Linked DNA regions of Homo sapiens: region 2 is linked to region 1. Evidence: read pairs that join two places in POLR2A ChIA-PET (ENCODE). Cell type or tissue: endothelial cell of umbilical vein. All regions are shown on one strand. Each heading gives the region's core, and the rest is flanking DNA. Links, peaks and the distances in the headings are about the cores only.

What was found. Peaks named below come from ENCODE experiments on the same cell type or tissue, not always from the same donor. Only the 100,000 strongest peaks of a DNase experiment are listed, where the experiment ranks them.
Region 2: POLR2A ChIA-PET joins it to region 1 with 6 read pairs; 2 of 35 experiments call an interaction of 5 or more read pairs at or near these places.

What each region holds. Positions count from the first base shown.
Region 1 is chr11:118,740,743-118,746,120 of GRCh38, forward strand. No RefSeq gene overlaps it. Among named protein-coding and RNA genes, the nearest start is that of DDX6, 48 kb to the right of the region's middle. In endothelial cell of umbilical vein, for the core only: no CTCF peak of the experiment used is centred there; no DNase peak of the experiment used is centred there.
Region 2 is chr11:118,578,934-118,584,249 of GRCh38, forward strand. ARCN1 (archain 1 coat protein complex I subunit delta) reads left to right here. Exons shown (of 10, transcript NM_001655.5): 2 at 2,313-2,576; 3 at 4,246-4,425; 4 at 4,876-5,081. Among named protein-coding and RNA genes, the nearest start is that of ARCN1, 9.2 kb to the left of the region's middle. In endothelial cell of umbilical vein, for the core only: no CTCF peak of the experiment used is centred there; a DNase peak (open chromatin) is centred at 2,348; H3K27ac peaks cover 1,462 bases.

The DNA of each region.
Region 1 (5,378 bases), core at 157-5,156:
CAAAATGCTGGGATTTCAGGTGTGAGCCACTGTGCCTGGCCAAGGTTAAACTTTGCTAACACATCTTATCTCAGTAGGAGAATGGGAGGGGATGAAAAGGAAAGAATTGGTTCATATATACTTACAAGATTTATGATAAAATAAGGAAGAAATACTCATAACTATAATCTCATTTCTGCAACTGGTCATGTGGTCATAAATGGTATTTATAACTGCCTTCTTCCACCACCCATTCTGCATTTCCTTTGCTTTCTGCAAATATCTTGGCTAGTCCTGATTCCTTGCCTGGTGATAAGATCTGAAACTTCATTCCTGAAGGGTCTGTTAGTGGTACAGCCTACCTAGTTGTTGTCATTTTCCATCAACATTTATCACATTTATGGTAGCCCTGAGGGATCTACTGCATTCCAGATATATTCTTCCTTATTTTCTTTGTGTGGTCATGACCCAATTTCACCTTTCACATCAGCATCAATCATCCCAACAGTGCTTTGCTTGTTGGTTCATTAGCATAAAAAGCCCAAAATAGGCACGTGGCTGTCTCAATTTTCAATTTAATGGAACCATTGTTGAGTTCCCTGACAGAGGTATTCCTCCTCTAGGAGCTCAGACCTCTGGACCAGGAGAGCCCAAAGTTGCCCTATAACTTGATAGGCCAAGCAACACCCAGTTCATGATGGGCAGCTCCAGTTATATGGTAACCTGGTAACTCTCAGTCAAGAGTCCAGGCTCTAATAAGGCCTGATACCCAGCCAGAAGTTGCTTCTCAAAAGCAGAATGAAGCTGGGTGCAGTGGCCCATGCCTGTAATCCCAGCACTTTGGGAGGCCGAGACGGGAGGATCACTTGAGCCCAGGAGTTCGAGACCAACCTGAGCAACATAGCAAGCCCCCATCACTACGTTAAAGAATAATTATATATTTAAAAAGGGGGAAAAAAAGGAGAATGTTACCTGTAGACGGCGGCATAGCTTTTCTTTACATTCCTAAAGGGCTGTGCTACCACACATCTGAAAAAGCCTTTCAAAGCCTCCATATAAGCATTCCTGTCAGCCATAGACACTTCTGCCAGACCATAAGACACAAGTGGCAGAGCTACTTGTAATGCAGCCTGGGCCTGTTTCAGAGCCTTCTCTTGTTCTGGGCCACCCTAAAAAATGGCAACAATTCAGATTTCTCAGCAGATGGGTTGAAGTACCACACCCAAATATATATTACCTCCAGAATCCAAAGGGGCCTACTAAGCATTGTGCCTCTTTCTGAGTGGCAGGAGGGGCCAATGCAGTAATTTATCCTTTACCTAGAAAGGGATTATTGCAACATGGCCCAGCCCACTGGATCCCCAGGAATTTCACTGAGGAGGCAGGTTCATGATTTTTTGTTGGATTTATTTTCTATCCTCTGGCAGGCTTGAGTTTTACTAAAGTATCCAGGGCAGATGCTACATCCTGCTCACCACGTCCATGATACCGTGGATCAGCATGATACCCCATAGAATTTAGAGGTGATGAAGGTCTCTGCACACTACGTAGAGGGATAATAGAGCCCTGACATACAACAACGAAGTTGTATTGCTGGTCCTGCTAGCTGAAAGAAAATGGCTTTTGGTAGTGTTTACTATCAGGTCTGGGGGAAAAAAAAAAAAAAAAAAAAAGCACGTTCACTACATCAATAGCTACATACCAGGTGGCAGGGGATGTTGATTTGCTTCCGTAAAAAGACAAACAGAACACAGTATCTGGGACAGCAGATTGCACTGAAGTCACCACATGATTAAGTTTACAATAATCCACTGTCGTTCTTGATGATCCTTTATCTTCTGAACAAACAAAATATGTGCGTTGAGTGGAGTAATGGCAGGAACCACCATCCGGCACTTTCTAAGTCTTTGTTGATGGTACTAACCGCTTCAGTCTTTTCAGGAATGCAGTGTTGTTTTTGGTTTACTATTTTGAAAGAGGCAGTTCTGCTGTCTTCCATTTAACCTTTTCTGTCATAATATTCCTTATTTCATGGGTCAGGGAACTAAATTGGGGATTCTGTCAGTTGCTGAGGCTGTCCATTCCCACTATGCTGTGTGGACCTGGGTTCAGGGACCCACTAGGCCAACTGTGAGATGGGCCCAAGCCAAAACTCCATGGATCACTTGACCAGCATAGTCTTTACTCTGAGCCGTATTATTCTGGGTCTACAGTAGTCCTCAAACGTCTATTTCCTCTTCCCTTGTCTCCCTGGTAAACAGTCACAAGCCCTTTTGGGATAAGGCTAGAAGGCCGGGCCTGGTGGCTCACGCCTGTAATCCCAGCACTTTGGGAGGCCGAGGCGGGCGGATCACGAGGTCTGGAATTCGAGACCATCCTGGCCAACATGGTGAAACCCCGTCTCTACTAAAAGTACAAAAAATGAGCCGGGTGTGGTGGCACGTGCCTGTGGTCCCAGCTACTTGGGAGGCTGAGGCAGGAGAATCGCTTGAACCCAGGAGGCAGAGGTTGCAGTCAGCCCAGATCGCGCCACTGCACTCCAGCCTGGCAACAGAGCGAGACTCCGTCTAAAAAAAAAAAAGGCTAGAAGGGGGACCCAGATTCAGATTCCCTTTTATTCAAGGAACTGGCCTTGTTGAGGGGAGTTCAACAGACTAGCTCAAGTCAGAATTCTCTTCAACAGATCTAGAGCTTTTCTGTTTATACAAATCAAGTAAAACTTGATTTTCAAAGGCTGCCATCTATTTCAGTCCTAGGGACAGTGGAATCAATTAGCTAACACCAAAAATATCTACAGATAAGGGCCCTTCACCAAAACTCCCAAGGAGGCCTTCTCTTTCTCTTTGAATGTTAATTGCATGTTCCTTCTTTTTTTTTTTTTTTAAGACAGTCTTGCTCTTGTCACCCAGACTAGAGTGCAATGGTGCGATTTCAGCTCACTGCAACCTCCACCTCCTGGGTTCAAGTGATTCTCCTGCCTCAGCCTCCAGAGTAGCGAGGGATTACAGGCGCCCACCACCATGCCCAGCTAATTTTTGTATTTTTAGTAGAGATGGGGGTTTCACCATGTTGGCCAGGCTGGTCTCGAACTCCTGACCTCAGGTGATCCACCTGCCTCAGCCTCCCAAAATGTTGGGATTACAGGTGTGAGCCACCGCACCCAGCTGGCATGTCCCTAATTTTTATTTCTCTTATTCTTCTGCATGCACTCGAGGGCCTATTGTCACTATAATTGTCACAGCTCCCTTTCCCCATGCCTTGCCCTTTACCTCACTCCATCCCATGGTACCACCAGTCAAAATTTGAATTGTGACACCACTGTATGCCATGGATCACTCATGTCCCATTCCCGGCCTCCCCTCCACCACCTCCCATGAGGAGGTTATTGAGCTCTTCAAGTATGACTAACCCAATCCCAGATCTAATTTTAAGAGTCTGTTTCCCAGGGCCACTTCTGGTACCAATTACTCTATCAGTCTGGATCCCAAAAAGAAACAGATGGCGCACTTGTAATAGCATAATTTGAAGAGGACTTATGTAGCAGAACTTAACAAAGGGAGGCAACAGTTACCAGAAAATGAGGCAAGAGTCATGTAGATTCAGACTCAGTAAGAGACCTCACGCTGAAGGACGAAGCAGCTAGAGACAATCTTGCAGGGAGGGAATTAGAGGCAGACACACTCTAATTAGGGAATTAGAGGACCTTACTGTCTTCCTTCCCACTGATTTCCTGGGGGGAATCCCTGGTGAGCAAACCCAAATGGAAGCCAGGGACCAAAGGGAATGTTAGTGTGGTTCATACGGGCCAATCTGTGGAGACAGTGAGCTTAGAGAACAGCCCTGAAGATGTAGGCACCTGCTACACTCTCTATTCTGTAATTAGATTAATGAGATAATGGAAAGACAACCGGGGAATCTAAGAATCAATACTTTCCCACAGAGTCTACAAGGAAGTCTGACCTTAGACCAGACTGTACAGTACTGTTAAGTGATTTTCATATCCGTTCTCTTTGCTCCTCTGATTGAAGACATGTCCCCCCACATTCCTTTATAGACAGGGTAGTGCAGTGAAAGAACTGAATTTGGAGACAGGTTATCTGACTTGACTTTTTTTGTTGAGACAGTCTCACTCTGCCCAGGCTGGAGTGCAGTGGCACGGTCTCGGCTCAATACAACCTCGACTCCTGGGTTCAAGTGATTCTCCTGCCTCAGCCTCCTGAACAGCTGAATTTACAGGGTGCATGCCACCATGCCCGGCTTTTTTTTTTTTTTTTTTTCTCGAGACGGAGTCTCGCTCTGTCGTCCAGGCTGGAATGCACTGGCACGATCTCGGCTCACTGCAACCTCCGCCTCCCGGGTTCAAACAATTCTCTGCCTCAGCCTCCCAAGTAGCTGGGATTACAGGTGCCCACCACCATGCCTGGCTTATTTTTTTGGACTTTTTTTTTTTTTTTTAGAGACGGAGTCTCGTTCTGTTGCCCAGGCTGGAGTGCAGTGGCACGATCTTGGCTCACCACAACCTCCGCCTCCCAGGTTCAAGTGATTCTCCTGCCTCAGCCTCCCGAGTAGCTGGGATTACAGGCATGCACCACCATGCCCGGCTAATTTTTGTATTTTTAGTAGAGACGGGGTTTCACTATGTTGCCCTGGCTGGTCTCGAACTCCTGACCTCGTGATCTGCCTGCCTTGGCCTTCCAAAGTGCTGGGATTACAGGCATGAGCCACTGCATCTGGCCAATTTTTGCATTTTTGTAGAGACAGGGTGTCACCACGTTGGCCAGGCTGGTCTCAAACTCCTGACCTCAAGTAATACCCCCACCTCGGCTTCCCAAAATGTTGGGATTACAGGTGTGAGCCACTGTGACTGGCCAATGTACTTTTCCAATGTACAATCTGTAAATCTTTGAAGTCTCCTTAACATTTTTTTTTGAGACACACACACACACACACACACACACACACACACACACACACACAGGATCTATGTTGCCCAAACTGGATTTGAACTGCAGGTACTCAAGCGATCCCCCAGACTTAACCTTCTGAGTAGCTGGGACTACGTGTGCCACTGGGCCCAGCTTTCTCCTTAACTTCTGAATTTACTTGAACTAAATTCTAATTCCTATTATTCTAAGTTACTACTTATTCTATATCCTCCACAGCTCACTTAATTGATAAGAAGATTTTAACAGCTGCTTATCAATCTTCTCCATAACATCGCATGTTCAGCTTTCTGCCAAACCCAAACAGGTCACGGATTCTCTCGTTTTCTTCCAGAAATTATAGTTTCATGTTCTACTTTTAGGTCTATGATCCATTTCTTTTGTTTTTTGAGATAGGGTCTTGCTCTGTCACCCAGGCTGGAGTGCAGTGGCGCAATCTTGGCTCATTGCAACCGC
Region 2 (5,316 bases), core at 305-5,304, 160 kb before region 1:
GAAGTGGCATAAATTTTTTTCATGAGATGCATGTTTATTATTACTAATGGTGCTGTTTTACATCATGAATATATGTGCTACAAGTTGTATAGCACTTCTGAAGTACAGTTTCATTATAGTCATTTGGCCCTCATAATAGCTTGTAAGGTCATTAGATAATGCTGCATTTTATAGGAAAAGAAACGAGGTTAAGAGAGGTTGGGTAACTGAAGGTCAGGCAGATAGTAAATAGAAGAACAAAACTAGAAAATAGATTTTCTCACTCCCAGTCATTTAGTTTTTCTAATATCAGCTTGGTTCTTTGCAAATTTGGGACACTAGTTCTAAGTCTTTAGGAAAAGGAGAAACCAATGTGAAATGATCCCAAATATAAGGGAATTCCCTACTTTTCTGATGAAACTATTAAGAAGGAAAGCTTTTTGCCAATTGTATAAACTTTTTAAAATGCAGCCAAAATAGGCCGGGCGGTGGCTCATGCCTGTAATCTCAGCACTTTGGGAGGCCGAGGTGGGCAGATCACCCGAGGTCAGGCATTTGAGACCAGCCTGGCCAACCAACATGGTGAAACCCCATCTCTACTAGAAATACAAAAAAAAAAAAAAAAATTAGCCGGGCGTGGTGGCAGGCGCCTGTAATCCCAGCTACTCGGGAGGCTGAGACAGGAGAATCACTTGAACCTGGGAGGTGGAGGTTTCAGTGAGCGGAGATCTTGCCATTGCACTCCAGCCTGGGCAACAAGAGCAAAACTCCATCTTAAAAAAAAAAAAGGTAGCAAAAATAGTCAAATATGTTCTTAAAATAGTTAATAATTCACTTATATGTATATGTTTTAAATAAATAAAGTTTAATTTAGAAATAATTACTTTTTTCCATTTTCATATTAATAAAACAATTTTTTCTAGATTCTTTATGAACATCATGTCATCACTGGGGCCACTTTTTGAATCATCAGTTTGGTATTTAGCAGTTTTGAATCCATGTGTGATATATTGGCAGTTTGGGAAATTTTATCCCAAGTCATAAAAACCCATTTATATAATATTAGGATAGTTGCTTTTAAAAGGAATATTTTGTAACTGATATTCAACACATGAAATTGTGAGTTCTGGCTAGGCGTGGTGACTCATGCTTGTAATCCCAGCACTTTGGGAGGCCAAGGTGGGCTGATCACTTGAGTCCAGAAGTTCAAGACCAGCCTGGGCAACATGGTGAAACCCCACTTCTACCGAAAATACAAAAATTTGCCAGGCATGATGGCACCTGCCTATAGTCCCAGCTCCTTTCAGGGGGCTGAGGCAGGAGGATTGTTCAAGCCCAGAAGTTGAGGCTACGGTGAGCCAAGATTGCACCATTACAGTCCAGCTTAGGTGACAAAGTGAGACCCTGTCTCCAAAAAAAAAGAAAGAAATTGTGAATTCTGATCCTCAGGATAATTACTAAATCCAGTGACCTTTTGTTAGTACTACATGCAAAACTAGCGTAGTTTGAAGATAAGATGTATCCCAGACAATTATTTTAGTTCAATATAAAGTCATTGAGGGAGCACCTTTAATATGAGAGACTATGGAAGGATTCAAAACTACACAACTCTTTTTTAAAAATATATAAGTATTCCTTACATAAAAATATATTACCATGATAGCATATTTTCACACCTAAAAAATTAGCAATAATTTTTAATATTATCAATTATTCAGTCACTGTTCAAATTTGATTTATACATTGTGATTGATTGACATGTCTAAGTCTCTTAATGTGTTTGTATTTTTAGTAGAGATGGGGTTTCACCATGTTGGTCAGGCTGGTCTCGAACTCCTGACCTCAAGTAATCCACTCGCTTTGGCCTCCCAAAGTGCTGAGTTTACAGGTGTGAGCCACTGTGCCCGTGAAAGTCAGTATTCTATTACTTGTCATGTCAGCTGGTCGTGGTAGTTCACGCCTATAATCCCAGCACTTTGGGAGGCCAAGGCAGGAGGATCGCTTGAACCCAGGAGTTCAAGACCAGCCTGGGAAACATAGCGAGATACTGTCTCTACTAAAAGCTTTTTAAAAATTAGCGAGGCTTGGTGGCACACACTTGTAGTCCCAGCCACTCAGGATTTCTTGAGCCCAGGAGTTTGAGGTTGTAGTGAGCTGTGGTCTTGCCATTGCACTCCGGCATGGGTGACAGAGTGAGACCCTGTCTTAAAAATAATACTACTACTAGTCATGTCACTAAATAAATATGTCATTCTATGGAACATTTCCTGAGATGCTGAGAAAACAGATGTGAAGAAATAATTAGTACTTACTTATGCATATGTTCCTGGCAGGTGCTGTTGGCAGCAGCGGTCTGCACAAAAGCAGGAAAGGCTATTGTTTCTCGACAGTTTGTGGAAATGACCCGAACTCGGATTGAGGGCTTATTAGCAGCTTTTCCAAAGCTCATGAACACTGGAAAACAACATACGTTTGTTGAAACAGAGAGTGTAAGATATGTCTACCAGCCTATGGAGAAACTGTATATGGTACTGATCACTACCAAAAACAGCAACATTTTAGAAGATTTGGAGACCCTAAGGCTCTTCTCAAGAGTGGTAAGAGTACTGCTATAATACTGGGTTCCACTTTTTGTTTTACATTTTATGTGAAACTAGTTTTTCCTCCAAAGCAGCTGATGCTAACCAGTTTGCAGGTTCCTACTCCGCACCCCAGCGACTTATTGCTGCAGCACCTTGTTTATTCAGCAGACATTTATTGGGTGTCCTCTTAGACTATAGATGTCTCAAAAGAATATGGGAACTACTGTTTCATTTCCCAGTTCTTAAGCAGTTGTTCTAATCTGCCGTTCTAGTTCTGACACTTGTTTGGCTATGCTTTTTAGGTAATGTTTTTTAGGTAAGACTTACTGATCCAGAGACAGACACACACACACACACCCCTCTTCTAAGACTTTATGCCAAAGTCTTGCTTAAAATGAAGACTTAGGTAAGACTTACTGATCCAGAGACAGACAGACAGACAGACACACACACACACACACACACACACACACCTTTTAAGACTTTATGCCAAAGTCTTGCTTAAAATGAAGGCTAAGGCCAGGTGCGGTAGCATGTGCCTGTAGTCCAAGCTACTCAGGAGGCTGAGGCAGAAGGATTGCTTGAGGCCAGGAGTTCAAGTGCACAGGCATTATACTTTAGTGTGGGCAACACAGCAAGACCCTGATTCTTTTTTTTTTAAAGACGGAGTCTCGCTCTTGCCCTGGCTGGAGTGCAGTGGTGCAATGGTGCAATCTCGGCTCACTGCAACCTCCACCTCCCAGGTTCAAGCAATTTTCTGGCCTCAGCCTCCCGAGTAGTTGAGATTACAGATGTGCATCGCCATGCCTGGCTAATTTTTGTACGGGGTTTCACCATGTTGGCCAGGCTGGTCTCGAACTCCTGACCTCAGGTGATCTGCCTATCTTGGCGTCCCGAAGTGCTGGGATTACAGGCATGAGCCGCTGCACCCGGCTGTAAGAATCAGGGTCTTGGGCGTGGTGGCTCACGCTTGTAATCCCAGCACTTTGGGAGGCTGAGGCGGGTGGATCACCTGAGGTCAGAAGTTTGAGACCAGCCTGACCAACGTGGTGAAACCTCGTCTCTACTCAAAATACAAAAAAATTAGCTGGGCATGGTGGCGGGCACCCATAATCCTACTACTCAGGAGGCTGAGGCATGAGAATTGCGTGAACCCAGGAGGTGGGGGTTGCAGTGAGCCGAGATCGTGCCACTGCACTCCAGACCGGGTGACAGAGTTAGACTTTGTCTTAAAAAAAAAAAAAAAAAAAAAATCAGGGAGTTAGGCTGGGCGCAGTGGCTCACGCCTGTAATCCCAGCAGTTTGGGAGACTGAGGCAAGCGGATCACCTGAGGTCAGGAGTTCAACACCAGCCTGGCCAACATGGTGAAACCCCGTCTCTACTAAAAATACAAAAATTAGCTGGGCGTGGTGGTACACACCTGTAGTCCCAGCTACTCCGGAAGCTGAGGCAGGAGAATCACTTAAACCCAGGAGATGGAGGTTGCAGTGAGCCGAGATGGCACCACTGCACTCCAGCGTGGGCAGCAGAGCGAGACTCTGTCCCAAAAAATAAAATAAAGACTAGAAGTAGCTAATAAAGGGATTTAGGTTATTGAAATTTATGTACTCTAAAGGATAAGACTTGGAAATATAGCTGCTGATAAATTCTAAATCTTTCTTTTTTATTGGTGTCCACGCTTAGATCCCTGAATATTGCCGAGCCTTAGAAGAGAATGAAATATCTGAGCACTGTTTTGATTTGATTTTTGCTTTTGATGAAATTGTCGCACTGGGATACCGGGAGAATGTTAACTTGGCACAGATCAGAACCTTCACAGAAATGGATTCTCATGAGGAGAAGGTGTTCAGAGCCGTCAGAGAGGTAAATAGGATCTTCTCTGGGACTACCTGTTTGTATGTCTTTCTCTTAGGCTTCACTAATCTCATTTTCCTATTTTTACTTACTAATGTAGACTGTATTCAAAACTATGTCCAGGCTAGGCACAGTGGCTCATGTCTGTAATCTCAGCACTTTGGGAGGCGGAAGTGGGAGTATCACTTGAGTCCAGGAGTTCAAGACCAGACTGGACAGCGTAGTGAGACCCTGTCTCTATAAAAAGTAAAAAAAAAATTAGCCAGGCATGGTAGCACGTGCATGTGGGTCCCAGCTACTTGGGAGGCTGAGATGGGAGGATCACTTGAGCCCAGGAAGTTGAGGCTGCAGTGAGCTGTGATTGTGCCACTTGCACTCCAGCCTGGGTCACAGAGTGAGACCCTGTCTCAACAAAAACCCAAAAAAAAAAGCTACATTAATGTATGTCTTTTTCTGTAGACTCAAGAACGTGAAGCTAAGGCTGAGATGCGTCGTAAAGCAAAGGAATTACAACAGGCCCGAAGAGATGCAGAGAGACAGGGCAAAAAAGCACCAGGATTTGGCGGATTTGGCAGCTCTGCAGTATCTGGAGGCAGCACAGCTGCCATGATCACAGAGACCATCATTGAAACTGATAAACCAAAAGTGGCACCTGCACCAGCCAGGTATAATCCAGTGTACTTTAGAATACCAGGTGAAGGGTGTATATGTGTCTATCTTTGAAGTCATAATCTGATTTCTTGGAAAGCTGTAAATAAAGAAGGACTTGATGAAGTAAGATATGATGTTACATTTGGCCACATACAATATGAGGATAAAGAAGAAATCTGAATGTGGTGTTTTTCCTTTTGTATAAAAGAGAGTTATAAATTATGTCATGACCTCAGTTTCCTATGAGAG